7 separate regions of the Homo sapiens genome follow, and regions 1, 3, 4, 5, 6 and 7 are each linked to region 2. Evidence: chromatin loops called from intact Hi-C (ENCODE). Cell type or tissue: dorsolateral prefrontal cortex. All regions are shown on one strand. Region 1 holds the start of LINC01992 (long intergenic non-protein coding RNA 1992). Region 2 holds the start of LYRM9 (LYR motif containing 9). Region 3 overlaps NLK (nemo like kinase). Region 4 holds the start of NLK (nemo like kinase). Region 5 holds the start of LOC105371711 (a long non-coding RNA gene). Region 6 overlaps NLK (nemo like kinase). Region 7 holds the start of LOC105371712 (a long non-coding RNA gene).

The links. Peaks named below come from ENCODE experiments on the same cell type or tissue, not always from the same donor. Only the 100,000 strongest peaks of a DNase experiment are listed, where the experiment ranks them.
Region 1: a loop joins it to region 2, with 8 times the contacts of the local background. A loop is called at or near these places in 10 of 110 quality-filtered maps.
Region 3: it touches region 2 in a loop (6-fold over the local background); 9 of 110 quality-filtered maps call a loop at or near these places.
Region 4: a loop joins it to region 2, with 7 times the contacts of the local background. A loop is called at or near these places in 42 of 110 quality-filtered maps.
Region 5: it touches region 2 in a loop (5-fold over the local background); 9 of 110 quality-filtered maps call a loop at or near these places.
Region 6: a loop joins it to region 2, with 2.9 times the contacts of the local background. A loop is called at or near these places in 11 of 110 quality-filtered maps.
Region 7: it touches region 2 in a loop (5-fold over the local background); 42 of 110 quality-filtered maps call a loop at or near these places.

The regions. Positions count from the first base shown.
Region 1 is chr17:27,991,500-27,995,499 of GRCh38, forward strand. It overlaps LINC01992 (long intergenic non-protein coding RNA 1992), which reads right to left and starts at 208. Exons shown (of 5, transcript NR_146896.1): 1 at 1-208. In dorsolateral prefrontal cortex, no CTCF peak of the experiment used is centred here; a DNase peak (open chromatin) is centred at 1,962; H3K4me3 peaks cover 1,605 bases; H3K27ac peaks cover 4,000 bases.
Region 2 is chr17:27,891,427-27,895,426 of GRCh38, forward strand. LYRM9 (LYR motif containing 9) reads right to left here and starts at 1,939. Exons shown (of 4, transcript NM_001076680.3): 1 at 1,891-1,939. RefSeq lists a silencer at 1,571-2,120. In dorsolateral prefrontal cortex, a CTCF peak has its summit at 2,026 (motif pointing left); a DNase peak (open chromatin) is centred at 1,895; H3K4me3 peaks cover 2,251 bases; H3K27ac peaks cover 3,921 bases.
Region 3 is chr17:28,191,766-28,195,765 of GRCh38, forward strand. NLK (nemo like kinase) reads left to right here. Exons shown (of 11, transcript NM_016231.5): 10 at 355-448; 11 at 2,817-4,000. The coding sequence ends at 2,871. Among named protein-coding and RNA genes, the nearest start is that of TMEM97, 130 kb to the right of the region's middle. RefSeq lists an enhancer at 1,485-1,694. In dorsolateral prefrontal cortex, a CTCF peak has its summit at 1,772 (motif pointing left); a DNase peak (open chromatin) is centred at 1,648; H3K27ac peaks cover 3,957 bases.
Region 4 is chr17:28,039,245-28,043,244 of GRCh38, forward strand. It overlaps NLK (nemo like kinase), which reads left to right and starts at 3,433. Exons shown (of 11, transcript NM_016231.5): 1 at 3,433-4,000. The coding sequence starts at 3,630. It overlaps LOC105371709 (a long non-coding RNA gene), which reads right to left and starts at 2,476. Exons shown (of 3, transcript XR_934637.4): 1 at 2,353-2,476; 2 at 1,982-2,160. RefSeq lists an enhancer at 1,879-2,173 and silencers at 2,341-2,570, 2,591-2,820. In dorsolateral prefrontal cortex, no CTCF peak of the experiment used is centred here; DNase peaks (open chromatin) are centred at 1,887 and 2,417; H3K4me3 peaks cover 2,773 bases; H3K27ac peaks cover 2,950 bases.
Region 5 is chr17:28,140,585-28,144,584 of GRCh38, forward strand. All of the region lies in intron 3 of NLK (nemo like kinase), which reads left to right. LOC105371711 (a long non-coding RNA gene) reads left to right here and starts at 2,708. Exons shown (of 2, transcript XR_007065686.1): 1 at 2,708-2,832; 2 at 3,456-4,000. In dorsolateral prefrontal cortex, no CTCF peak of the experiment used is centred here; a DNase peak (open chromatin) is centred at 2,349; H3K4me3 peaks cover 1,232 bases; H3K27ac peaks cover 4,000 bases.
Region 6 is chr17:28,182,985-28,186,984 of GRCh38, forward strand. NLK (nemo like kinase) reads left to right here. Exons shown (of 11, transcript NM_016231.5): 8 at 2,195-2,281. Among named protein-coding and RNA genes, the nearest start is that of TMEM97, 130 kb to the right of the region's middle. In dorsolateral prefrontal cortex, no CTCF peak of the experiment used is centred here; no DNase peak of the experiment used is centred here.
Region 7 is chr17:28,250,152-28,254,151 of GRCh38, forward strand. LOC105371712 (a long non-coding RNA gene) reads right to left here and starts at 674. Exons shown (of 2, transcript XR_934641.2): 1 at 427-674. RefSeq lists a silencer at 1,224-1,273. In dorsolateral prefrontal cortex, CTCF peaks have their summits at 1,669 (motif pointing left) and 1,869; DNase peaks (open chromatin) are centred at 1,180 and 1,670; H3K4me3 peaks cover 934 bases; H3K27ac peaks cover 587 bases.

The DNA.
Region 1 (4,000 bases), 100 kb after region 2:
TCTGTAAAATTGAGATAATCATGGTAGCGGCTTCAGAGAGCAATTGTAATAATTACTTGACATAAATCATGTAAAGCACTACTTCCCAAACTATTTCCCATAATATATGCCAGTGGAGGGCTCCTGTTAAATCTATGGGTTCCAGGACTTTACACCAAGCCTAGTGAATCAGATCTTCAGGGAGGGGCTCAGAATCTGTATGCTGAATGAGTGTTCCAAGTGGTTCTTTTGACCTTATGGGAAATGCTCAGTAAATAGTAGCTTTGCAAAGTCACAATTTACATTACCAATATCTATAGTCAGTTTAACAATGATGTCACAATTTCCATCAAGAACAATGAGTACAATGTTTTACTTCTGGATAACAAAAGGGCCATTCTGAGATTTTTTTTCTTAAAGCAGCAGTCTCCTCCAAAGGTAAATTAAGGTCTGTAAATTTAGATTCAGAAAATGATCTGTAAATTTTATTTTATCTTATTTTATTATTGTTTTATTTTTTGAGACAGGGTCTCACTCTGTCACCCAGGCTCAACCTTCTCATTGCAGCCTCAACCTTCCAGGCTCCAGTGATCCTCCCTCCTCAGCCTCCTGAGTAGCTGGGACTACAGGCATGTGCCACCATGCCCGGCTAAGTTTTGTATCTTTAGTAGAGACGGGGTTTTGCCATGTTGTTCAGGCTGGTCTCGAACTCCTGGGTTCAAGCAATCCTCCTGCCTTGGCCTCCCAAAGTGCAGGGATTACAGGCATGAGCAACCACACGGGCCCATAAATTTTAAATGAGCACTTATCCTGCTTTTACCTACTAATGTTTCAAAAACTTTAGGGACTGATCATATACAGGTAGCCCTATTATATCATATTCTCTGTAGGGTCCTGCATACAATAATCATCTTCAGAATTATGTTAGATTCACATACACAATGTCAACACATGTACAATTTTTGAAATACACCAGACTCAGAAACATAACCCTTGCAAACCTTGGGAAGTGTTCATATATGTTTTTATTACTCAATTTTTTCATCCTCTTAAATCTTCCACCCAACTGTGATCAATCAAGGCTATCCTTTATAATCATGGACTTTTCTGTGATCTTTTCTACAAAAACTTTCATCTCATTTCTGAAGCATCACTTCTCTTCTAATATTGTCTTGTTTTCCAACTCATTACACTGATACCTTCTCCTCAGTGTGAAATTACTGACATCGATGAGGTGTGAATTCACCCTCCTGGGTTCTGCTCCTGTACGAGTTCTCTGGAGAACCATGAGTCATGGCTTCCAGATGAGACCCTTTGCCCATTTTTGTCCATTGACTTATTGGAGTAAGCTGTCGATAAGAGTTTCTCTATGTCAAATGAGGGTTGAGCTATATTTGAAGGTTTACCCATGTTTTGTAGACTACAAGCCTTTTTCATACGAATCTTCTGATGTTCCAATTCCCTTTTGAGGTGGTCTCTGGTATCTCCACTGGCCTTTTATTTATGCATTTGCTTTTGAGAGGGGCTCACCAAATTGCCCTCCACAGACCTACTGGGGGGGCCCTGCTGGCCCCTTCCACCCACCCAGATCACAGCAGAAACATTGAAGGCAAAACTTCCAACTTGGATCCCTTCCAGGAATAATAGTAATATCAACTATTCTGCATTCTGCTCAAAGCTCTATCTAAATCATCCCATTTAATCTTTAAAATGGCCCTTCAAAGTGGATATTATTACAATACTCACTTTAAATGTTTGGTTCAAAGAACTTAAACAACTTGTTCAAGGTCATTGAGCCAGTAAGTAGCAGAGCCTGATCCTTTGGACACTAACTATAGCTTCCAGTCTCCGTACTGTTGCCCCAATTCCCTCTCACTTTTCATCTTCTTCCTAGTGACTTAATGGGAGCCCCAATCTTGCCAAGGGGAAGTCCATAGTCTTTAACACTTTCAGCCCAGCTTGGCACCGAGACCTTGCCCAGCCCAGCTGGACTTGCATGACAGAGAGGCTTTATTCTCCAGTCCTGTGTTCCTCCACAGCCATTCTCTGAAGGATGAGGTCATTCTTCATAGAATTACTTTCTGCTCCTCCAGCCATACTCCCCTAACTGCAGCGCCCCTCAACACACTGTAGTCTCCCAGTTCCAATTATCATCACCAGGCTGAGTGGGCCCTTGGAGACACCTCCAGGAAGGAGAGGACTAAGTTAAAGTCCAGGCAGCAAAGATACTGTATTATCTATCTCTGTATAACAAATTACCCCAAAGTTTAATAGTTTAAAACAAAAAACGTTATTATCTCCCAGTTTCTACGGGGCAGGAATATGAATGAGTCTTAGCTGGATGCCTCTGGCTCAAGTTCTCTGAAGAGGCTGCCATCAAGCTGTTGGCCAGGAACATGGACTCATCTGAAGACTCAACTAGAGCTGAAAGCTCCAATCCCAAGCTTGCTCACGTGGTTGTCATCAGGCGTCAGTTCCTTATGAGTTATGAGGCTAAAGATCTTAGTTCCTCGTCACACCACATAGGCCTCTCCAAAAGACCACTCACAGTATGGCAACTTGCTTCCTCTACCACATGTGATTCAGGAAAGACAGCAAGAGAGAGCACACCCAGGGTGCAAACCACAGTCTTTTTATAACCTATCTCAGAAGTGCCGTTCTATCATGAATACTGCATTTTATTTGCCAGAAGTGAATCATTAGTCACTTAGTGGAAGGAAATTACACAAGAGCACAAATAACAGGAGATGGAGATCATTGCCAGAGCAGGGGTTGCAGGGTGGTCGGGACTTGGTAATCCCACTGCAGGAAAAGCCATTTAAAGCCTTGGCCCAGTACTTGCATCTCAGGATGTCAAGAATAAGAGATCATGGCTGAGCATGGTGGCTCACACCTGTAATCCCCACACTTTGGAAGTCCAAGGTGAGAGGATTGCTTAGGCCAGGAGTTCAAGACCAGCCTGGGCAATATAGCAAGACTCTGTCTCTACAAAAACAAATGTTTTAATTAGCCAGGATATAGTGGTTCATGCCTATAGTTCCAGCTACTTGGTAGGCTGAGGCCAGGGGATCATTTGAGCCTAGGAGTTGGAGATTGTAGTGAGCTATGATGGTACTACTGCACTCCTGCTAGGTGACAGAGAGAGAGAGAGACACTATCTCAAAACAAAAAAAAGAAAAGAAAAGAAAACCAAAATAAGAGATCATGATCTCAGTAACTGAATCCTGTGGAGAAGAAAGAATGGGGTTCTTTGTTTCCAGTATTGGCTCTGCCACTATTTGATTTGCAAATCTGGCAGGTCACTTGGCTTCTCTGACCCTTGGTTTTCCTCCAACGAATGAACCCCTAGAGACAAAGATCTTGTCTGATTTACTTCTGTATACATCAAAGACCTCACAGAGCATTTGGCACACAGTCAGAGCTTAATGAATATTTGCTTAATTAATTAATTACACTATGTTGAAAGGTTGTGAGGATCAAAAAATATAGTTGAGTGTTGTAAGTCATCAGATCACAGAGACCTAGTGCTACAAAATCTTAACCATGTGAAGGTCTTATCATGAAACAGAAGTGGACTAAACCGTGCTAAAGGGCAGAAAACCATTAGATTGGTGCAAAAGTCATTGCGTTTTTGCATTGAAAGTGATGACAAAAGCTGTGATGACTTTTGCACCAGCTAATACCATTCTCCCATCTCCCTGTGTCTGAAGCAAGGCTCTTCCCTTCCTTCCTCAAAATGGAATAGCCCTGAATTACCTGTTTTTTAAATGATGGCTTTTCTTATCTCTTTTGTTTCAGACTATGCCTACTATAACTTTTTTTTTTAATCTAAAGTGTTTTATGACCCCCTCATGGAACCTAAGTTATCCTGTCTCATAAATAGAATGTAGGCAACTTGAGGGCCCTCAAAGCATAGTGGTAGACTTAAGAATGATGAAAATATCTAGAATTGAGAGCAAGATTAGTGGTACTAGCCATTGTAAGGAAAGAAAGTCCCAGAAAGACAATGATTGGATGCCTT
Region 2 (4,000 bases):
AAGGATGAAATAACGCTCCTAGACTACTAAGCATGATGCCTGGCACACACTACATGTTTCCTACTAACTGTTATTGTTAATACCATCTCTGAAACATGCTGTGCTTTCCCCTACCTTGACTTCTTCACCTGCCTCAAGAATTCCCCTTCATCCTTAGAGATCCAGTTCCCTGTCACCTCCTTCAGGCTTTCATCCCATGCTGTTCACACCCCTATTACAGTCATCACACTGCTCTGTAATCACTTATTGTGATTATAATCGATGTGACAGAACTTAGAGCAGGTTTTGGAGACAAAGAACCCTAGTTTAAAAGCCTACCTCTGCTATCTACTAGCTGTGTAATCCTGGCCAACCTGGTTGACTTCTCTGGACTTCTGCTTCCCCCACTGTAAACTGGAGAAAAGAATAACCCACCTCACAGGGGTTTTGTAAAGACCAACCTAGCTAACTTATGGAAAGTGCCTAGCACAGGGGCTGGCACATCTTAAGTGCTTGAACATCTTTTTTTTTTTTTTTTTGTCCTGAGACAGGGTCTCACTCTGTCACCCAGGCTGGAGTACAGTAGCATGATCAGGGATCACTGCAGTCACAACTGCCCGGGCTCAAACGATTCTACCTCAGCCTCTCAAGTGGCCGGGATCACAGGCACACGCCACCACGTCTGGCTAATTTTTTTAATTATTTATAGAAACGAAGTCTTACTATGTTGCCCAGGCTGGTCTCAAAATTCTAGGCTCAAGTGATCCTCTTTCCTCAGCCTCCTACGGTGCTGAGATTATGGGCATGAGCCACTGCGCCCAGCGTTGAACATCTTACCCTTTCCTACTTTATTTGGCTTTCTGTTCCTTGCTGACTGTAAGCTTCTGAAGAACAAGAAACTATACTGTATTAGTTCAACACCTGTGAAATGAAGGGAAATTAGTAAGAAAAATATATATACGGTTATTAGTCACTCCTCCACAGTTTATAGTACCTGAACCATAACAGAAGTTCCATAGATGTCAATTGATTCCCAAGTTACCAGAGGAAACTAAAGCCAGCAGGAAACTGTCCTGAAGTCAAGAACCTATGGCAGGTGAACCCAGAAAACATTACGCTAAGTGAACAAACCCAGTCACAAGGGGCTACTTAATGTATGATTCCATTTATACGAAACATCCAGAATAGGCAAAAGTACAGAGACAGAAGTACATTGGTGGTTGCCTAGGGCTGGGAGAATGGGAGTAGATGGGAGGGGGGAGTGACAGCTAAAGGAGGTGTTTCTTTTGGGGGGTAATGTTCTAAAACATTATGGTGACAGCTGCACAACTCTGCAAACACACTAAAAGACACTGAATTGTGCACTTTAGATGGGTGAACTGTATGCTTCGTGAATTATATCTCAATAAAACTTTTTAAAACAATAACCACAAAAAGGATCAATCCTAGGAGCGAAAGGGTTTTGGCCACGGAGCAACTTGCTCTTACGCAGAAGCATAAATCATCACGACAAGGTTGCTCCGGCCACCGGGTGCCGCGGGCAGAGGGACGGTGGAGGGGACATTCTCCTTTTAAAAGTGGCCAGGCCCGTGAGCCTCTGAGAGGCTGGCCTCCGGGCTGCCCCGGACCTCGCGCCCCTAGCTCGCGCTGCAGGCCTTTCCTGCTCCTCCGAGGCCGCCCGGCCAGGCCTGCGTCAAGCCCGGGCGCCGCGCTCCGGTGCACTCAGCTCTCCGGTGGAAGAGCGCAGACCGCAAGGGAAAAGGTGCCGGCGCGGGTCGCCCCTAGGTCTTCAATAGATCCGAGGACACCCGAGGCCTCCACATCCCTAGCCCGCCCCCGCCACCCAGTGGCTCCGGCCGCCGCTGCCCCCGCGCCCCCGCCCTCGGCCTCGGCCTGCGCAGCGCGGCTCACCAGCCTCCAGGGGAACGCCAGCCCCGGACGCCGCCGCGGCGACGAGTGCGCCTGCGCCCCGGGGACTGAGCGGCACCGCCCCTGCCCGGCGACGGTGAGCCCAGCGCCCTCTGCCGGCCGCGCGCGGGACTCGGGGTCCTACTGGGTGCCTCTTCCTAGATCCGACCCCACCCAGTTGAAAGCTGTCCCCACTAACAGCCTTCGTTACCTGTTACCTCAAACACCCACTCTGCCTTCTGGCTGTTGCTACGCCGGATATAAGCCCTAAAGGCACTCTCTCCTCCTTATTCCTGAATATGGATTGTGCTATGAATATGGGGTGTTCAAGATCTCTGAAAGGCTTGCTGGAGGACTTTTCCTGAACCTCTCGTGTTGATGACAAGAATTGTGTTTGGATAGGAATCTGCGTTTTGAATCATTTCACCAAATTACAGTCCCATAACACCTGTCAAAAGAATAAATATGACAGTAATAAGCATGCTTCCTTTCAGACCCATCTATAATTATAATTGAGGAAAATAATACAAAATTTAAACTTAGAGCTACTGCCAGTATCATTCTTTGAAAATGAAATAATGCTGTTTATTAAATAGGCTCTCCCTGCTCTCTAATGTTTAAAGCTCAAGTGCTTCTCTGAATTGATTTAAATACAAGTTTTATATCCTGAAAGAAATCAAGATGAGTCATTATCTTAAGACAAACCCCCCTGTTCAATGATGCTGCTGATCTCTCAGCTGATGTCTAAGCGGGAGTTAGGTTGTTAGTGGATAATATTGCTTCTGTTCACGTCTCTCTTCTCCAGGGCTTTTTAAACCTGTTTGTAACGAAAAGGCTGATTTCCTTCAGACTCCATGTGTCGTTGATTTAACAGGACAACTTCTTACAGGTTTTTCTTTTTCCTTTTTCTTTTTTTTTTTTTAAGTAAAACATTGCTCCCCGGTGGCACCTGGGAATCTGTTTTTCTTCTCTTAGGATAAGAGAAGCAGGGATATTTCTTAACGGAAGTTTTGTTTTGTTCCTAACTCCCTTTAGAGCTTCCTCTTTTCTTTTTTTTTCTCTTCACCTAACATACTAGACTTCCCTCAAATCGGGGGTGGGGGATGGGAAGGTGGGGTTCCCTCCCTTGAAATATTCAGATAATTGCTTCCATTTATTTTAAAGATGTAGACTTGGACAAATATATCTGAAAGATACAATTGTACCCTCATAAATCAGCCCTCTTATTTACACATGCATAATCAAGGGCACGTCATTAATGCAGAGCCAATCAATAAATCATTAAGCTTTTAAAGCCCTTATTAAGAACAATCTGCAGTAACATCATCCACTCCTGTGCTCAGTCTTAGGATCATTTAATAATTTTAAGAAATTTCACAGTCTGTTCTGTAGTCTCATCTCCCTTTTGTTCCTAGATAGCTGTATTCCTGCATCAGAAACATGGTTCTAATACCTAGATCTCATAAAATATTGAAGATGCAAGCTGTTTGCTTTACCTCTGAAAGGCTCCACCTTCAGAATCACTTGTGCCTCTTCCAATTTTACAAACGCACAAGATTTTAACTTTCACAACAATTTCTTATAAACATCCAAATACTAAGAAAAAAAAATCCAAAGTAGGAGAGATTTGAACAATAATCTCTAATTTTTTTTCCAAGTCACAATGGAAACCTAGATTTGAAAATAATTGAATTTGAACCTTTCAACTTGACAGCAACCTTAGGTTCTTACAGCTTCAATAGTAAAATGAAATAATTTTTACTAGTCCAAACATTCACTTAAAATGACACCAGTCTCATAATCTGATAAAACCCCAACCATTTTTACCATGTCATTTTCCTATACACTGAAATTTTAGCAGATGAACCCCCTTATGTCAGACAGTGCATGATATTTACAGATAAACAAAATAGAAAGACCTTTTACTTGAGAAATTAGTCACCCACTGTCCAGGGGACATGTTCGCACAGGGGAGTTTATTGACTTTCCTAAGAAATACACCACATTCTCTTGATTTCTGACATTATGTCATTTAGCCTGACAACTGCAGATTTGTAACCAGTATTTGTAGGGAAAGATACAAGAAGTCCTGACGTTTCCAGTTTAAACCTGT
Region 3 (4,000 bases), 300 kb after region 2:
CAACTGAGGTCTTTAAGTGATCTTCAAAAAGGCAATAATTGCCAGCAACTTAGAAGAGTTCACCCATAATGCCAAACCTGTGGAGTCTCTCTCAAATTTATAGGCCATTTTACTCTTCCCACTGATGGGGTTGCAGTCTGTGTAATGCCACCAGTAGGTTTCTTATATTTAGCAACAGCTGTCATTTTAGTTTTAGGAAGTTCAGCTGAATTCTGCTTGATAGATGATGTGTGTGTTTGATTTAACTAAACCAGTAGGCAGTGCTTTTCAGATGCTGGCTAGAGTTCGCTGAGAATTCACTGCTCCCGGGCTTGCAAATTGTCATGGATTGTATGATGTTTGTTTTCTCCACAGAAATTATTCATCAGTTCATTTTGGAACAGCAGAAAGGAAACAGAGTGCCTCTCTGCATCAACCCTCAGTCTGCTGCTTTTAAGAGCTTTATTAGGTAACTATATGTATGTAATTCAACATTCTTGTTAGAATTAAAAGGATGCCAGTGTTACTTCATTATTCAGCATATTTGTTTTTATTTAGATAACATAGATAAAAGGTGCAACAGAAAGTTTCTGTTATGAGGTTTGGCTTTAGTCAAAAGTGTATTAAAACTGTAAGCATCTGGGCTGGGCGCGGTAGCTCATGCCTGTAATCCCAGCACTTTGGGAAGCCAAGGCAGACAGATCACCTGAGGTCTGGAGTTCAAGACCAGCCTGACTAACATGGAGAAACCTTGTTTCTTCTAAAAATACAAAATTAGCCAGGCATGGTGGTGCATGCCTGTAACCCCAGCTACTTGGGAGGCTGAGGCAGGAGAATCACTTGAACCCGGGAGGCAGAGGTTGCGGTGAGCCGAGATCGCACCATTGCACTCCAGCCTAGGCAACAAGAGCGAAACTCCATCTCAAAAAAAAAAACAAAAAACTGTAAGCATCACATTTTACACTGGTGCCAGTTCACTGCGGTTGCTTTGGCAATTTTTTCCCCGGATGACCATTGTGCTGCCTCATCACATATATGGCAGTCCTGCTGCAGCATTAGTATGGTGGCCACCTGTCCTGGAGTTAGACGTGGTCATCTCAGTTCCCACTACCATTCTCACTCCCTAGTAATAACTGCAAGCAAGAAAATAATTTTTTTGTGTGTAGGTGGACTGCTGGTGTAGCCTATTTAGAGGAGAAGTCAAAAGGCATATGGTAGAGCTATGAACCTACATTGGAAGTTACCAGGCTTCATTCTCCTTGTCTGTCTGTCCTTTCCTTCTCTTGATTTCTTTTTCCTTAACTCCTTATATATTGATCAGGGTCTAATCGGGAGAAATAAACCACTTCCCTAGAATACAAACGGGGAAAATTCAGTAATAAGAACTGTTAACTAGGAAAGATGATCAACTGCTAAAAGGCATAAAAGAGGATTCTGAAGGCTGCTGAAGTAGCAAATGCAGAAAGCAGCCACTCCCTGTAGACTGAGGGAGAGTAAACAAGAAAGGAATTAAGAATTTAGAAGAGGTTCCTCATGTAAGGACCTCTTTGGAGAGGGTATGGCTGCCACAGGAACTGGAACACACAGCACGAGGGTGGTGCAGAAGAGGAAGTGTGCCAGAAGGTGTGGCCAGAACTGGTCCATCAAAGACTGCCTGCCAGGAGAGTTCGGGTGGACCAAAGCTGAGCCTTCCACATGACCAAAAACAGGCACAACAAACCAAGGAAGGGAGACTGCTTCCTGATGCTACAGCCTTGCAAATGCCCTTCCAGCACCCTCTGTTGACAAAAGCTAACATTAAGCTAGGTGGCAAAGGGGAACCATGAACAGGGTCTGGCTCCAGTATCACAAAGCAGGACAAAGGGTGGATTCGGATATGAGTGGTCACACAGTCTCTATCTTCCCCGCTGCCTTTCTCCTCTCCTTTTTCTCTCTTCCTGCTGCCCTTTCCCTTTAATCATATTAAAGTTGGTTGGATTTGTTGGACCACAGTCAAGATTTTATGCTTAAAATTTGCAAAATCAGGTGACTTTCATTTCTTCCATGTATTTTTCTATTGGAAGAAGGAATTAAGTTGCACTTTTACTTATCTGTGGTTTTAAATTACTTTGTTTTACTATTTTCCCCTAAGAGTCAGTGACCCAGTCAGTTAGGCAGTTTAGCAGCTTAGGTGCAAATGATCCTGGGCCTTGGGGAAACAAGGGGTTACACTTTTCCCTCTCAAGTTTATAATCTAATTAGCAATCTTAGACATAGGAAAAAGCCAATAACAGATCTAGATCACCAATGCTAAATGATTACCTATACTTCTCCATTAATACTTGATAAAAGAATGCTTATAAGGCCCATTCAAAATAGGCCACTGTATTTTGAGAGGCTACTTTTAAATGGATGATTCTACATCCCTTAAGGTTATTTTCCTGATTGATTATTGAAATTATTACTTGTAATACCTACATTTACTTTACACTTTGAAGTAGGCACTGTGGAAAATACTTCACATCTATTATCATTTATTCATCCCAGTATCCTATGAGGTAAACAGCATTATTTCTTTCCAAATGAGAAGAGATTAAGGCACTTGCTCAGGGCCATACAACTAGTAAATGACATGTGGTTTTCAAGCCTACATATTAGCCACTATACCAGATTGCCTCTCCATAGATAACAGGTCCATAAACAAGCAACTTAGAATAAATTCAACTTCAAAGAAACAAATAAAAATCCAGAAGTGGAATTAATTTTTTCAGAGGAAGAGAGGAAAACAGGAAGTAGTGAATTACCCTTTTGTCCATTGTGACATTACAACTAATTTCTCCATCTCTGTTTTCTTCCAGTTCCACTGTTGCTCAGCCATCTGAGATGCCCCCATCTCCTCTGGTGTGGGAGTGATGGTGGAAGATAATGTACTACTGAAGATGTAATGTAGCTTTCCACTGGAGTCTGGGATTTGCAATTCTGGAGGTTAATCATGCTTGTACTGTAATTTTACTAATGAAGTTTTAAATTAACAACCACTACTTGTATGATATGAATAATATTTAGAAATGTTACTAGACTTTTAATCTTGTAAAGTGGTTGTGCTTTTAGAAGAAAAATATTTTACCCAGAGTTGCACATGTTTTATGAATTTAGTGCAGCTGTTATGGCTCACCTCAGAACAAAAGAGAATTGAACCAAATTTGGGAGTTTGGGGTTTTATGTTTTGTTTTTCTTTTCTAAAATGAAGTGAGATTGTTCACACACACACACACACACACACACACACACAAACACAAAGGACAGTCATACATTTTGATATTTGAGCCATTCCTAAAGATTTGGGGTTTTCTAAAACTAAAGAATCTAGGAACCTTGCCTGCGACCAATCATGGAGCCACGTGAGCTGATCGTGGCTGCACCTGGGGGGAGGGTAGGGAGGAGGGGCATGCCACCTAATGATCAAGCCCTATAATTAGCTTCTCATTAGAGCCGTGATGGTGATGTGTGCTGTCTAAAATCCAATGTTGTGGGTAGAGAGAATGAGTTTGTGACTAGGAGAGACTAAACTTTTGTTTTCCTTACCCAGTATAAATATATATATATATATTTAATCTATTTTTATTAGAAGTTTTTCTGCTCTTTCTTACATAAAAGAACCCCAAGCATGCATCTTTCATGTGTGTAAATAATTCATTTCTGGGCTAATTTCAAAAGAATCCCAATATTGCTGTATAGAAAGAGAACTAGCTTGCACATTTTAGGTCTGTGAAATTTTGTGAGACTTTTCCTGCACTGGACAGTAAAAAAATAATAAAAGACAAAAACAAATTTAAAAAAAAATTTAAGCCACAAAAAAAGGCACATAGGGAATTATGTCAAATGTGTTTGTGTCCTTAGGCAAAGCTGTGGGAGTCTTGAAATGTCACAGTAGTAAATAACTTATTACTTTTTGACAAGTTCTTTTTTTCTGTTGGAACACTGAATTCTTCTGTGCATATGTACATATGAATACAAATCGAAGGCCTCTACCTCCTGGAGT
Region 4 (4,000 bases), 150 kb after region 2:
TCGATATGAGGGAGGCAGTGTCATGGAGATATACAACAGAAACGTATACTCTAGAACAGAGTTAGAACTTTCCAGGAAAAAAAGTAAAATTTACACGAAGACCTGAGGGATGAATTAGAGCAGTGAAGGATGAGCGGGAAATGTTTTGGGCTGAAGATATACATGAAGGCTTGAAAGCATTCAAGGAGCTGCAGGAAGTTCAGAATGTCTGAAGTGTGGAGTGGAAGGGAGAGATAAGACCCTTGAGGTAGGTAGGCAGGAACCAGATCATGCCAGGCTATTTAGGGGTACAGCCAGCCTTTTTTTTTTTTTGACAGGATCTCACTGTCACCCAGGCTGGAGTGCACTGGTGGGATCTCAGCTCACTACAGCATCTACCTCCCTGGCTCAAGCTATCCTCCCACCTCAGCCTCTTCAGTAGCTGGGTCTAGAGACATGTGTACCACTAATTTTTGTATTTTTTGTAGACACGGGGTTTTGCCACATTGCCCAGACTGATCTTCTGAACTCAAGGGATCCACGTACCTTGGCCTCACCAAGTGCTGGGATTACAGGTGTGAGCCACTGCCCCTGGTCTCAGATTTGTATTTTTAAAAATTTACTATGCCCCCAGAGGGGGATGGATCAAAGGAGAGCTAGCTTGCAGGCAGGGAAATGGTTAAAGATGTTAGTGGTGTAAATTTGGGTAAATGCTGTGTGACTGGGAAGTAGCAGAAGTGAGGGGGATTTAAAATTGTTTAAGACTTGATGATTCAGCCTGGGCAACATGGCAAAACCCCATCTCTACAAAAAAATACAAAAATTAGCCAGGTGTGGTGGCATGTGCCTGTAGTCCCACCTACTTGGGAGGCTGAGGTGGGAGGATCATCTGAGCCCAAGAGGTGGAGGCTGCAGTGGGCTGTAATCATGCCACTGCACTCCAGCCTGGGCAACAGAGACCATGTCTCAAAAAAAAAAAAAAAAAAAAGAAGACTTGATGACTGATAGATTGGAAGGGACAATGTGGACAGGCAAAGGAGGGATCGAAGATGACTTCCAAGTTTTTGAGTAAACTATACAGTTTCAGTAGGGATAAGGTTCTGTAAGCTTATTATTTCACATTTTAAAGGAAGGGTAAATTCAGATAAATGAAGTGATGGAAAGATGCTATTTTAGTAAGATTTCAATGACAGAAACTTACTTGATAGAAAATATGGGAGAGGCTGGAGGCGGTGGCTCACGCCTGTAATCTCAGCACTTTGGGAGGCCAAGGTGGGAGGTGGGAGGATCTCTTGAGCCTAGGAATTTGAGACCAACCTGGGCAACATATTAAGACCCTGTTTCTAAAAAATTAAAGAATCAGCCGGGCATGGTGATGCACATCTGTAATCCCAGCTACTCGGGAAGCTGAGGCGGGAAGATTGCTTGAGCCGGGAGTTGGAGGTTGCAGTGAGCTAGGACTGTGCCACTGCAGTCTAGCCTGGGTGACAGAATGTGACCCTGTTAAGAAAGAAAGATAGAGGAAAATTATTATTTTTGTGGTCAAGTTTACTTTTTTTGTTTTAATTTGCACCAACAGCTTTATCATTTGTCGACAGTGGAGTTCTGAATGCCAGAGATTCCTCCTCTTTTTGCCAAGATCAGGATTAACTATGGAGAGGACCGGCCGTAGACTACGAACTGTCAGTCTACTGAGTTTCTGTCAGTCTTTTGAGTTTCCTTTGTCTTCTTGTTGAGTGACCTTGGACCTTGAGTTTCTGAAGCTCAACATTCCCTTTTTCTTCCCCTATTTTTTACCCCACACTTTACATCTTAAGTGGGATATTGGACATCTCGGATCAGTGGACCAGTGATGATTTGGACTCCGCCTTCTTCGTCTAGGTCCCGCCCACTTTAAGACCCCACCCCTTCCCTAAGCCCCGCCCCTTGAAGAGGTTGTCTCGATATGACAGCAAATTCTCCACAATCCTGTCCTATAGGAGATCTAAAGGGTGGGACTTACATCAACCTTTTTTTTCCATTTGTTTTTTCAAGTGTCTATTTGGCCCAGGTTCCATCCCACTTCATTTTCAACCCAAGGATTGGTTACTCTGTTCTTTGTCTCTGGCTCATGATTGGTTCTTTCGTTCCGCCCCTCTCTTCCAGCTTTTGCAGGCGGGATTACCACGCAGCTTCCTGCTCCTGCCAAAAAAAAAAAAATAAATAATAAAAGAAGAAGAAGAAAAGAGGAGAGAGGCGAAAGAAAAATGTCACAAAGATCTTTGCTTTTTAATTGGCTTTAAGCCTTGTCGGTCAAGCCAAACTCTGCCTTTGATTGGTCTTTCTATCTGCCCATCCCGGATCGGGGGCGGGATTTCCCCGGAAGACCCACACCTTGTTGCCACTGGCCGAACAGTGCGCCTGTCTGAAGCTCCTGGCCCAGGATTGGAGGCGGTGGCGGACAGGTGGGCGTGGATTGGCTAGGGCAGCCGGTCCGTGCAAGGCGGGGGCGGGGCCTCGGCGGCTGGTTGCGCGTGTCCGACGCTGGCTCCGCTCTATCCGGCTTTGCTAGGGGAGGTGAGTCCGGCCGCGGCGGAACCGGCGGCTGAGGAGGCGGCGGCTGAGGAGAAGGCGGCCGCGGCGGCTGAGGAGAAAGCGGCCGCGGGGACGGAAGCCGGGTGGGGGGGAGGGGGGGAGACGGAGCAGCCTTGAGCCCTGCGGGGCCGTTGCGCGGGGGACCCACCCGCTCTCCCCCCCAACCCTCCTCAGCAGAAGCAGCCGGCGGCGGGGGCAGGAGTCAGCCCGCTTCCGACCGTACCCCGCCCGCCTCCCGGGGCTCCTGTTCTTTGGCCCCGGGACCCTAACCTTCTCCCGGGGCGGTTCCCTCCGTCTGGGCGTCCGAGCGCTGCCCACATCTTTCATTCCTCCCTGCACCTCCTTCCCTTCACTTTTGCCCCGGCTCTCTTTCTCCTCTCTGTCCTGCTGTCGCCTCCTCTCCTCACTCCAGCCTCCTTCCCTGGCTTATTCTGCCCAGGAAAGTTTGGAACCCCCGCCCCCCCTCCCCAATCAGGTCAACCTGACTAGGAGTAGGGGGAGATGTAGGAAGGCCTGAGAGTTCGGGGGGGGGGAAGCTGGAAGCTGGTTTCCCAGAAAATTTCCCCCCATCTTCTCCATTTAGGGTGGTGGGAATTTTTTTTAATCCTGTTTTTGAGGAGGTGGTAGGTGTTTAGAAAAGGATGTGGGAATGGAAGGGGTAGATGAGTCAACCCTCTTTCAAGATTCCAAGGGTGGTGTGTTACCTGATCCTTTTCGTGTGTGGAGTTCAGGGGGTCGGGAGGTTTGGCCTTTATTCCCACATTCAAAGTTGGAACCTCCCCCAAATTAAGAATGGAGTTTTAGTACCCACTTGTGGCAGGAATCCTGGGGGGAAGGGGTCCTTTTTTCCTTTTTCTTTTCTTTTTTCCCTTTTTTTTCCTTTTGGCAACCCACACCCTTCCACACACGCTCACCCCAAAATTAAACACCAAGATCCTCTAACTTGTTTGGATTGACTGATGAAGACATAAAGCTCTATGTTTTTTGAGGTGGAGTGAGTGGTTTTTCTTCATTTTTAAATGGCCAAATGACAGCTTGACCCAGTTTGCTTTCCAATCAAAGGGCATTTATTTTGAATGTCTCTTTGTGGCGCAAGAGCCAACGCAAAAATGATGGCGGCTTACAATGGCGGTACATCTGCAGCAGCAGCAGGTCACCACCACCACCATCACCACCACCTTCCACACCTCCCTCCTCCTCACCTGCACCACCACCACCACCCTCAACACCATCTTCATCCGGGGTCGGCTGCCGCTGTACACCCTGTACAGCAGCACACCTCTTCGGCAGCTGCGGCAGCCGCAGCAGCGGCTGCAGCTGCAGCCATGTTAAACCCTGGGCAACAACAGCCATATTTCCCATCACCGGCACCGGGGCAGGCTCCTGGACCAGCTGCAGCAGCCCCAGCTCAGGTACAGGCTGCCGCAGCTGCTACAGTTAAGGCGCA
Region 5 (4,000 bases), 250 kb after region 2:
ACTTTACCCTCAGCAAAGATGTACCAGCAGGTAATACAAAATATGGTTGTTGCCATTACCTTTAAGGAGTTCATGGTTTAATAGAGATGATAGACAGTTTTCAAATAATTATAGTACCAGAATAATCAATTTTACAATAGAGACATTAACCAAATTGTCTTATGGATAAAAAAAAAAAACCTGCCCTGGACTCCTTCTCTACTCCCCTACCCCACCCCCCAAAAAAGAGCTGGGAAGACTTACCTGCAACTTAATAATTTTCATAGAATAAAACATGTTCAGTAGTCCTTCCTGTATCAATTCGTGTAAGAACAGTTACATATTAGTAGGATAAGTATATTTTCAATATCTCTAGTAACACTTTCATTTTTCCACAAAATTTTAATCCATGTCTAATTCCTGTTCATGGGTCCGTGTAACCCTTTTTGCATAGCTTTTCTAATTAAATAACAATATGAAACAGTGCTAATAGATGGCACAACTAAGTGCATAATAGAATATTCATTCTGTAAGAATTAGAAAGTGGGTACTGTGAACAAATGTATTAGGCACTATGTTGTATCATCTATCTAGACAGAGGAGGGAGATCCTTTTAAATGGACCACTATTTTATTTCATCTCTTTTCAACTCCCGTAAAAAGTACTCAGAAACAGACTCTTTGATATACTTTTCCTAAATTCTTCTTGTAGATTTTTGTTCTCTGTTTATTTTGAATCTTCTCTGTTCTTCAGAACTGTTTCTTTTAGTAACTTTGTCTTTTAGAATCTCCAACCACAAATGAGCTACACTGGTGATGGGTAACACTGAGTAGGTAAGGACTAGCATCTGTAGATTGATGTGTTTAGAGACTTGCCCTCCATTCAAAATGCTGTTGCGGTTGCTTGTAACACTGGTAGCAGTCTGCTCTCAGGTTTTAATGACATCATTTGTGCAGCTTTACAGTAGATCATACTGGAGTAAATGCTCTCAAATTCTATTGAGCAGAAGGACATTTGACACCAAATTGTCTAGATATGGAAGTAAGTTTTTCAGACGTGTTAAGGAAAGGTTACTTGGGTCTAATTTGAAAGCTCATTGTCTTTTGGAGAAAATGTTAATATTCATTGTATTGGCAGTAAGAAGGACGATGAAGTTTACATGACTGATATGTTCATCCCTTACCTTCTGAATGCATTAAGAGATCATCGAAGAATTTGCCCTTTCTCTTCATGAATGAAGAAATTGATACAGTAAAATGTTCCTAATCTATATAGAGGCTCCTCTTTCAAATTTGGTTTTTTATACTCCAAAAAACAGTGACTATTCCAGTCACTTTGGCTTCTGTTCCTCAGCTCTTAATCTCTGGGTTTATGTACATATGCATTTGCTTTGGAGGGTTATGACGGTGGAAGATTAATCACCAGTCTCTGCCATCTATGTTTGACAGACACAGAGCTTGCCTTGCCTTCTCCAGAGCACTTTGTAAAGGAGAGAGCTGAAGTTTAAAATAACATCATTTTCTCTAGAATGCTCTTCTTGTTTTATTACATACATGGTTATAGCCTTAGTGAAAAATACTCATCTGACAGACCTTATGGACTGTAACAATATGTAGAATGACAGCTTTCCCGCTTTTTTCTTTTTTTTCTGGTGATTGGATTGATTTTTTTTTAGTCAGTTTTAAATTACAACTGAGGTAGTTTTAATTTTTGACATTCTATACAACAAATTTGTTACTTTACAAAGAAAAAGAATCTGCCTTTGCCTGGGAAAGAGATTGTCGTATTCAAACGTTTTAACAACATGACCTTTTATTCCATTGATTTCTATAGAGAAGCACAGGCATGCTTCAGAAAAGGTCAGTGATTCTAATTGAAGCACACCGATTTTTTTCTAGTTGCAAAGGCTCCCATGCTTTTTGTTGCAAAGAAGATGATGAGATTTACGGCTGACCATTTGTTACAAGAGAACACAATGCTCTCTGTGACACATTGCTGTTTTTCTTTCATGTGGAAAGCATTGTTTGAAATCAACCATATCTGTAAACCAGATTGTCATTATCCACGCTATTCAATGCCCTCACTTTTATTTCAGATCAGCCAGTTTCATATCTGAGTACTAGGCTGAAACTTCCTTCCCCTGTGCACCTGATTTTGGAAGAAAAAAAAAACGAGCAGGAGATTTTATTAAGTCTCACACATTTATGGCTGTAGATTCTTTTTTCAGACAGGAATGGCAGGATTTCAGAATTTGTGCTTAAGGTGCCTAAGCATGTTAGTGTTTAAAGTGCTTAACTGTGTTATTGCTTAAGCATGTTTTAACTGTCATTCATATACTTGTCATAAGAGAATCTGTGGCTTGAGGGGGCCAGGCTTGGGCATCTATGTACTACAGTTTATTAAACCAAATTTACTATGTCTTTTGGAAAAGTCACCTGACTCATATTTGTTCCAATATATGTCACATTGAAGATGAAAACTTTTTTTTTTTTTTTTTTGAGACAGATTCTCACTCTGTCACCCAGGGAGAAGTACAATGGCATGATCTTGGCTCACTGCAACCTCCACCTCCTGGGTTCCAGCAATTCTCCTGCCTCAACCTCCTGAGTAACTGGGACTACAGGCACATGCCAGCACACCAGGCTAATTTTTGTATTTTTAATAGATACAGGATTTCACCATGTTGGCCAGGATGGTCTCGCTCTCCTGACCTCATGATCCGCCCGCCTCGGCCTCCCAAAGTGCTGGAATTACAGCCATGAGCCACCATGCCCAGCCAAAGATGAAAACTTTTAAAAAAGGATTGTAGAACCTTTGACCAATATGGGACCTACTTGATAAATATTTAATATTGTAAGATTTCTTTTTTTGTAATCTGGCTTAGCATTAGTTTCTGTCCATATTAAATGAAAAAAGAATGATTAAGTTTCCATTATCTGAAATAGTAAAGAGAGTTTAGGAATTAAAATAGGGTTTTCAAAGCTTTCTGTCCATATTCATTCTGTAGGAAATAATTTGATACAACATGTTGCCATTTTGTTTTCCCAACTCAGATAAACCAATTAAATATCTTTATTTTGCTATCTGAAAGTTTTTAACGCATCATTAGAACGTCATACAGCATCAGTAGCTCATTGCACTTGGAATATTAAATATGTTCTCAGACTTCAGTTGAGCAGGGAAGCCAGCCCACTATCTTTCTGAACTCTAGATGGCAAAAGCTTTTGACCTGATAGTTTTTTACATAAGACAGTATCACAACTTTTCACACATACGCACAACTTGAACTGTCCACAATGGTTAGCTGTCTGTTATTAAAAGCGTTTATTCAGCAGTGCCTTATTATGACATATTTATACAACACCTTGTCATCGGTAAGCATTTATTTGTAATACTTTGTAAATTCTCCCAGTTCTTATTGACTCTCTAAATGCTATGTAATGAATCAACTTTATTTTTCTTCTTTTTTTCTGAAGGGTGTGAAAAATGTAAGTCATAGACTATGTTGGCAGGCCTGAACATGGGAAGATAGAAAATTGACCGCCATCTACATACGACATAATTTTCTGCTTCAGCCTGAGATCCCAAGAACCACTCCCCTTCCTATGCCATGTAGTAAAACTCACATCACCTCTTTTAGTTCATTTAAAAGGCCTTCCTGTCTGCATAAAGATGATTTAGTGTGTAGCAAATCCTGAGATTGTTTTAAAGCACTGTTTAAAGTTCAAACTCAACAGCTGGATTTTTTTTCCCTCTGCTTTGAAGAGAGTCACTATAGTTGGAACAACTTATTCACGCTAGCTCTTTGAAACACCTGTGTTCCAGGTGAAGCCAAAAAAAAAAAAAAAAAAACTAAAGCTTGAATCTAGTCTTTTCACCTCTCCATTAAAAAATAAATATATCTCTAAAACTTCCCAGCTGGTGGGAATGAAATGCTGTCAGTGCTCCCAACTGTTAGAGGGTAATATTGAATAATAACAAAGCCACACTTAATTTGAGCTTCTGAAAAGCCTCATAACCT
Region 6 (4,000 bases), 290 kb after region 2:
GGCTGCTCTAGTCTGAGATTATATCCTAAAAATTCAAAGTTTTATAGGGAACCCCTGAAGAAACAGAGGATGTAAAAAGGATTTAGAGAAGCTGGGCACAGTGGCGTGTGCCTTTGGTCTCGACTACTCGGGAGGCTGAGGTGGGAGGATCGCTTGAGCCCTGCCTGGGCAACATAGCAAGACTCCATTTCTTTAAGAAAAAGAAGAAGCAGCAGCACTTAGAGCTAATGGGAAGAGATCAGATCCAGATAAAATACAGTTTATGGCACTTGAGCCTCTTCACTTTCCAAAGCATAGTGAAGGTCAGGGGTCATTACTCCTACAGTTAGGTTTTCTTTAGGCTAGGCTTTGACTTTTTTTTGTTTTTAGAATCTCACTCTGTCACCCAGGCTAGAGTGCAGTGGCATAAGCACAGCTTACTACAGCCTGAACCTCCCAGGTTCAAGCAATCCTCTCACATCAGACTCCTGAGTAGCTGGGACTACTGGCATGTACCACCATGCCGGGCTAATTTTTAAGTTTTTTGTAGCAATGGCATCTCACAATGTTTCCCAGGCTGGTCTCAAACTCACAGGCTCAAGCAGTCCTTCTGCCTCGGCCTCCCAAAGTGCTGGGATTACAAACGTAAGCCACCGCACCCAGCCTTAGCCTGTGACTTTATTGTTATTTGAGTTGATTCTCATATGCTTTGACCTACCAAACTTTCTGACCACAGAAAGGTTATAAGTAGACGGCAGGTCTAAAACCCATTAGGAAAATCATTTACCCCACTAAGAGATTAGTTTTTTGTTTTTTTTTAAGTGGTATGAAAGTCAAGCCGATAATAATTTGGCCATAAGTCTAGAACTTTCAAAGCTTGAGGAAAAAATTCTCTGCTAAAGGTTGTATTAAGCATGGGAAGAAAAGGAGTCTCTAAACATTTTTTGTCACCTTCCTTAATTCTGCCTTTTTTATGTTAGAGATAAATAATTTACTTGTGTGAGAGACAGAGCAATGATGCCATTTACCTGCTCTGTCCCCTGACGCTTCTAGCAGTGAAATGGAAGCTTTATAAGCTCTATGGCTTCTCAGGTCATTAAAGCCACCTCCCTGCTTCACAGAAGTCAGATATGGCCATGTGGATATGCCTACCACTTATGAAGGCAATTCTTGAGTGAGAAATCAATGCTAAAGGCCATTCAGATTGAACCATCAAAACCAATGGTGTACTTTCTTACAGGTTCTGTAAGTTCTTGCATGTCCTTTGGCTCCTTTAGGACTAATATCTCAGCACCTTTATGGTAATGTCATAAGACATAGTTCACATTCTTATAGTTTACATGCTTTGCATGTGGCCCAGGTTTTAAAACCTTTCAATCTTTTCTCTCCCACCCCTAGGCATGTTTGATTATCATTCTTGCCAAAGCATTTAAGATGTAAGGCTAACTAAAACCCATTTTTGGCCATGCTCTGATCCCACATTGTTTCTATAAACTCAAGCTTCTGTACCTCATTGGGGGTTTGGGGCTTTATTTGGAAGCCTCCCGTGTACGCACGATAAATAAATGTGTATGCCTTTTCTCCTCTTTAAAAAAAAAGATGGCTAGCAGGAGTGCCATATTTGCAATTCGTTTTCATTTTTTTATAGACTCTTTTGTGCTTTCCCCTACAGTGGGTAATCATGCAATGTAAAAATCTACGGGGATGGACGTGGTGGCTCACGCCTGTAATCCCAGCACTTTGGGAGGCCGAGGCAGGCAGATCACTTGAGGTCAGGGGTTCGAGACCAGCCTGGCCAACATGGCAAAACCCCTTCTCTACTAAAAATACAAAATTACCCAAGCGTGATGGCACATGCCTGTAATCCCAGCTACTCGGGAGGATGACCACAGAAGAATCACTTGAACCTGGAAGGCGGAGGTTGCAGTGAACCAAGATGGCGCCACTGCACCCTAGCCTGGGTGAGAGAGCGAGAATCCATATCAAAAAATAAAAATAAAAATAAGTAAATAAATAAATAAATAAAAATGCTACGGGAAGTTAGTAACAATTGTTGCTTTTGAAGACTGGTTACTGAAGGGAAAACTCATTCTCCTTGAGTTTAGACACACATTGCCTTTTGAACTGAGTACTTACCTTATCATAAATTGGCTGTATTCCATAGCTGTTTACACAAAGACTCACTTAAATATTTGAATTTTTAATTTTTTCACAGCCATCTCTTCCTGTACTCTATACCCTGTCTAGCCAGGCTACACATGAAGCTGTTCATCTCCTTTGCAGGATGTTGGTCTTTGATCCAGTAAGTAGTGTTTTTTTTTATATATTTTTAATGAATTACAAATACATGTGTTCGAGAGAAACATTGTGGTTTTGAATAGATTGGCAATGTAAATAATTACTTTTCAGAATATAAACTTCAATCCCCAGTATCATGTGTATCATGCACGCTCATCACACAGAAGTTTGATTATTAACACATAAGAGTCTAAGGGAAGAGATAAGGAGCTGGATCTTATTTAACTCTTATTTCTTATTTATCTCATTATTTGTAAAAGGAGTTTGACACCAAGTTAAGTCAAGACAAAATGATTTTTTGTTTTGAGACAAGGTCTTGCTCTGTCACCCAGGCTGGAGTGCAGAGGTGTGATCTCAGCTCACTGTACCCTCAACCTCCCAGGCCCAAGCAATCCTCCTACCCGAGCCCCCTGAGTATCTGGGACTACAAGCATGCTCAGCTAATTTCTAAATATTTTGTAGAGAAGAGGTCTCACTATATTGCCCAGGCTGGTTTGAACTCCTGGAGTCAAGTGATCCTTTTGCCTCAGCCCCGCAAAGTGCTGGGATTACAGATGTGAGCCACCGCGCCCGGCCAGGACACAAAGTTTTTTAAGGTTATTTGAAAAAAAAATCTGACCATTATATTGCATAAGGAAATGTTTGCTCTGTGTTGTTGAGATGGAAGCTTTTCCCAATACCCTTTCTGGACTTGACTCTTCTGGAACATACTACAAATTATACTGTAAGTTCAGCTCTTCATTTATTCATTCATCCAAAGAATATTTATTATTCACATCTATGCCAATAACTATTGTCAAAGAAGACTTAAAAATGGAAGCATTTAGTAAAGAAAATTTAACTTGCCAAGAATACAAAGTCACCAAATACGAAAAATACCAGATATTTAAAAGATAAAACAACCACAAAATTACCAAAGTTATTAAGTTTACATTGGTCCATTTGTAGTGAGAAAGCTGCAACTTTCTCAGAAGATATCAAATTCACAAAGCTTCAGACATCAGCACAGCAAAGATTAGGGATAAAAATAATTCTGTTAAGGAGTTCAGGTTTGTGAGAAACAGTCAAGGTTTTTTTATTTGGGGGACCAGAACCAATTAGGGTGACCCAAATTATTTTTGTAATGTCTCAGGGTACAATTTAGATTGCTTATGTGTTTATTTTGGTGTTTTTTGCTGTTGTTTTCTTTTTTGTTTTTTTACTGTGGTGTATTAGTCTGTTTTTACACTGCTGATAAAGACATACCCAAGACTGGGCAATTTACAAAAGAAAGAGGTTTAATTGGACTTAAACCTTAAAGTTCCACATGGCTGGGGAAGCCTCACAATCATGGCGGGAGGTGAGGAGGAGCAAGTCATGTCTATATGGATGGCAGCAGGCAAAGAGAGAGAGCTTGTGCAGGGAAACACCCCTTTTTAATCTGGTCAGATCTCATGAGACTTATTCACTATCACGAGAACAGCACAGGAAAGACCTGCCCCCATCATTCAGTTACCTCCTAGGTCCCTCCCGTAGCATGTGGGAATTCAAGATGAGATTTGGGTGGGGACACAGCCAAACCATACCATGTGGTATGTGAAGTGCTTAGTGATACTATAAGCCTGACAAAGTGGCAGTTCTTGCTCCCACAGTCTCTCTTTGTGATCAAGTTCCCACTATTAAGGACAATTTCAATCATATAACTTGCTTTATTGAGCTAGTGATTTACTATCATTTGATATTT
Region 7 (4,000 bases), 360 kb after region 2:
GCGTTGGAGTCTCCCCTACGCTAGTGGTGGTGTGTGGGGTGAGGTGGGGGAAGGTTGCTGGGGGAGTGAGGGGAGGACCCTTCCACCCAGCAGCTGAGGTTTTTTCTCCCACAGCAGGAACTCCAGGGTTCCCCCTCCCCATCGAAGGACTGGTCCCTCCCCGGCCCACAGAAGTCACTGAATCAACAGAGATTTGTCTTTGTTGTTTTCGCTGAGGGGGATGAGGAAGGGTTGAGGCCCCTCTCAATATAAAAGGGTTGGTGGAGGGCCAGGCGTCTGGAGGCCAAGCCCCAGCCTGGAGAAGGAAGCCCCAGGGCGCCAGTATCTCCCCGCACGCCCACCCCCGAGGGCTTCCTCTCGCTCCCACCCAAGCTGCCCCCAGTCCCGAGGCCCTTAGTTCGGTGCCGACCGTACAGGCTGTCCTACCTGGGGCCCCAGGAGGTTGGTGGTCGGGGTTCCGAGGTGTTCAGCCACTGGGGTTTCGTGGTGGTCCATGGAGGGGGTTTCGTGGCTTTCGGTGGGGAGGTGTTCGTGGCGTTTGCAATTTTCTTGTGGTTTTTAGATTTCTTTGTGCTGAGAACACGTCTTTGCAGCGGTCATGAGGCTGCTCCCAGAGCCCAGCTTGGGCCGCGATGCGCGTGGGGGTGCCCGGCGGCGTCCGTGTCCCCCCGCACCCTCCGTCGTCCTCCCTCCCAACCTCGCGCCCTCCGCCGGATCACCTGCTGTTGAAGAGCCTCCCCACGTACTTCTTTTTTTTTTTTTTTTTTGAGACGGAGTCTCGCTCTGTCGCCCAGGCCGGACTGCGGACTGCAGTGGCGCAATCTCGGCTCACTGCAAGCTCCGCTTCCCGGGTTCACGCCATTCTCCTGCCTCAGCCTCCCGAGTAGCTGGGACTACAGGCGCCCGCCACCGCGCCCGGCTAATTTTTTGTATTTTTAGTAGAGACAGGGTTTCACCTTGTTAGCCAGGATGGTCTCGATCTCCTGACCTCATGATCCACCCGCCTCGGCCTCCTAAAGTGCTGGGATTACAGGCGTGAGCCACCGCGCCCGGCCCCCACGTACTTCTTGATCGAGCCTAAATTCAGCCAGCTGGCGGCCCTGGACTGCTGCGGCACCTGCAGCCCCTCGCCCAGGGCGCCCTCCGGCGGCAGCAGCACCCACACGAGGCCGGCCACGACCAGAGCGCATGAGCAGCGCAGAGCCCGCGTCTGGAGGGGGCAGGGCGGACAGAGCCGCGGGCGGTCACGTGACCCCACGGCTGGGGTCGGCGCGATCCCTGACGGTAGCTTGCGGGTGTTCCGCGCCGTGGGCAGCCTGGCGTGCAGGGGCGCTCAGCCGAGGGACGTGGCTATTTCTGGGACACACACCAGTGCACGGACGCCCTAAGGGACATCCTGGTGCCCAGGGGAATGGTGCACACCTGGACATGCCCGGTGATGCACGCAGAAAGCATCGAGGTAAAAATGAACGGGGAGACACCTCTAAGGTGTACGCACGAGGACGGCATAAAACCATTGGTCAGCTCCCTAATCTCACCGACCTCTCTCCCGCAAATTCCTTATCGCCCTCCTTTCTCCCTGCCCTTCCCTCAAAGTGTCAGTCAGGTTGTCCTCAGCCCAGAAGACTCTTCCTCCAGACATCCTCATGGCCGGCTCTGTCGCCCCCTGGAGGCATTAGCTCAAAATCCACCTTTTAAATGGGTCTTATCCTGACACCCCTGTTTAAAATTGCAACCCGGCAGCGTGCGGTAGATGACGCCTGTAATCCCAGCACTTTGGGAGGCCAAGGCGGGCGGATCACTTGAGCCCATGAGTTCGAGACCAGTGTGGGCAAAAGACAGAGAGCCCTGTCTCAACAATTTAAAAAATAAATTTAAAAAAATTGCAACTCAACCCTTCATCTTGCTTTTTCTTGCTCTATTTTTGCACTTTCTTTTTTCTTCTTCTTCTTTTTTTTTTTTTTTAGACAAGGTCTTGCTTTGTTGCCCAGGCTGCAGTATAGTGTAGGGATCATGGCTCACGGCAGCCTCAAACTCCTGGGCTCAGGCCATCCTCTTGCTTCAGCCTCCCAAGTAGCTAGGTCTACAGGTGCACACAACCATGCCCAGCTAAATTTTAATTTTTTGTAGAAATGGAGTCTTGCTAGGTGGCCCAGGCTGGTCTCAAACTCCTGGCCTCAAGCGATCTTCCTGCCTTGCCTCCCAAAGTGCTGGGATTACAGGTATGAGCTGCCACACCTGGCCTGCACTTTCTAACTTATATATTCTATATTTATTATATTTATGTCCGATCCCTTCCCAGCGGCATCTCCTCCCTCAGTGTAGGCGTCATTAATTGCAGCTGGGCTCTTTGCTTATTTTGTCTATTGATGGATCACAAGCACCTAGAACAGTGCCTGGCACTTAGCAGATACTCAATAATACATATTAAATGAATGACTAACAGTTACACACAGGAACGCCAGCCTGATGATTCACACACCCAATGCACAGAGAATTTTGTGCCTGCAACACACCATGATTCACAGACTACGATGCCCATAAACATGATGCACACCCCCAGAGCTCCTAAGCCCCTCAACCCTCTTTTAACCGGGAACTCCACTCATCCCCACCATCCCAAGCAGGGATAAGAAGCCTTAGTAGCTGTCCTGACCATCAGAATGGCAGACGAGGCTGCCCTGGCCTAACCCCTTCATGCCCTTAGTGAGCCTGAGGAGGGCCCTTGGTGTCAGCCCCCATCCCCAGGCTCCTAGAGAATACAGCTGATAGGGGGCCCAAACATTACCATGGTGCTGGGCAGGTGCAGAGGAGCACAGCAAAGCGTCTCTGGCCAGGACCTGAGTCCCTTTATATTCCTAAGGATCCATGCCCCCTTTCCCGCTAAAGTTCCACTTCCAGCGCAGCCTTCTTTTCCTCCCCCTGTGTCATGACCTGAAAGTCCGGAACAGAGAGAAGGTGGGGGTGGAAGCACATGGGCTACCAGCTGTTCTGACCAGGGCACAGTCCCTGCCAGGGGCCCAGAGGTGTGGGTGGCAGAGGCAGGGAGGCCTGGGGAATAGGGTAATGTTTTGCTCCAAGTATACAGATCCAAGGAGAAACTGGCTCTGGGGTTGAGAGGGGGCTGTGCTTTTCCCAGGGGCTACTGTCAGGGAGTTATGCTGAGACCAGATGCCCCTCCCCATCTGGCTAGATCCAAGGTGCCTCCTTTCCTTACAGGGCTGCTGTGGGGTCCCAGCACCCCTTATTCCCCTTCCCTAGGCCTGCTGCCATGGGGAAGGGGTGGGGTTATGGTTTCTGGTTTCAGGATTGCAGGCCCCACTGCACAGCTTGGAGATTTTCTCAGCCTGCCTGGCCATTTTGGAGCCCCTGAGGCATGACCTGCTAAGCCTTCTGGAGGGTGGTGGGTCTTGACTGCTTGGATGATGAACTTAGGCCTTGGCTGCCTCAGGCCACAGAGCCTCAGCTGTGTGGCCTGTCAGGTCGCCTCTACCCGTTCAATATTGCCACCTTTCTGGGGCAAGGTTGTGAAATGTGCGCCGATTCTTCGTGCCCACCCCAACCCCAGAAGGGGCACACTAGGAAGAGCAAGGGCTTCTGGGTAGGAATCCTAAATTCACTACCTCCTGGCTGTGTGACCTTGATTAAGGGACATCATCTCCCCTGAGCCTCCACATCCTCATCTGTGAAATGGAGCTGGTTAGGACTGTTGTGAAGATGGATTTGGATTATGTAGCTCAGCCTTTGGACAGCTCCTGGCACATGCTAGATGATTAACAGGCGTGAGCCCCTCCATTCATGAAAGAAACGCTTTCTCCCATCTCCACTTCTGAAAGTGTCTCATCTTCTGGCCTCTTCTCCTTATTAAAACCCGCTCCTGGCCAGGCATGGTGGCTCATGCCTGTAATGCCAGCACTTTGGGAGGCTGAGGTAGGAGGATTACTAGAACCCAGGAGTTTGAAACTAGCCTAAGCAACATAGAGAGACCTTGTCTCTACAA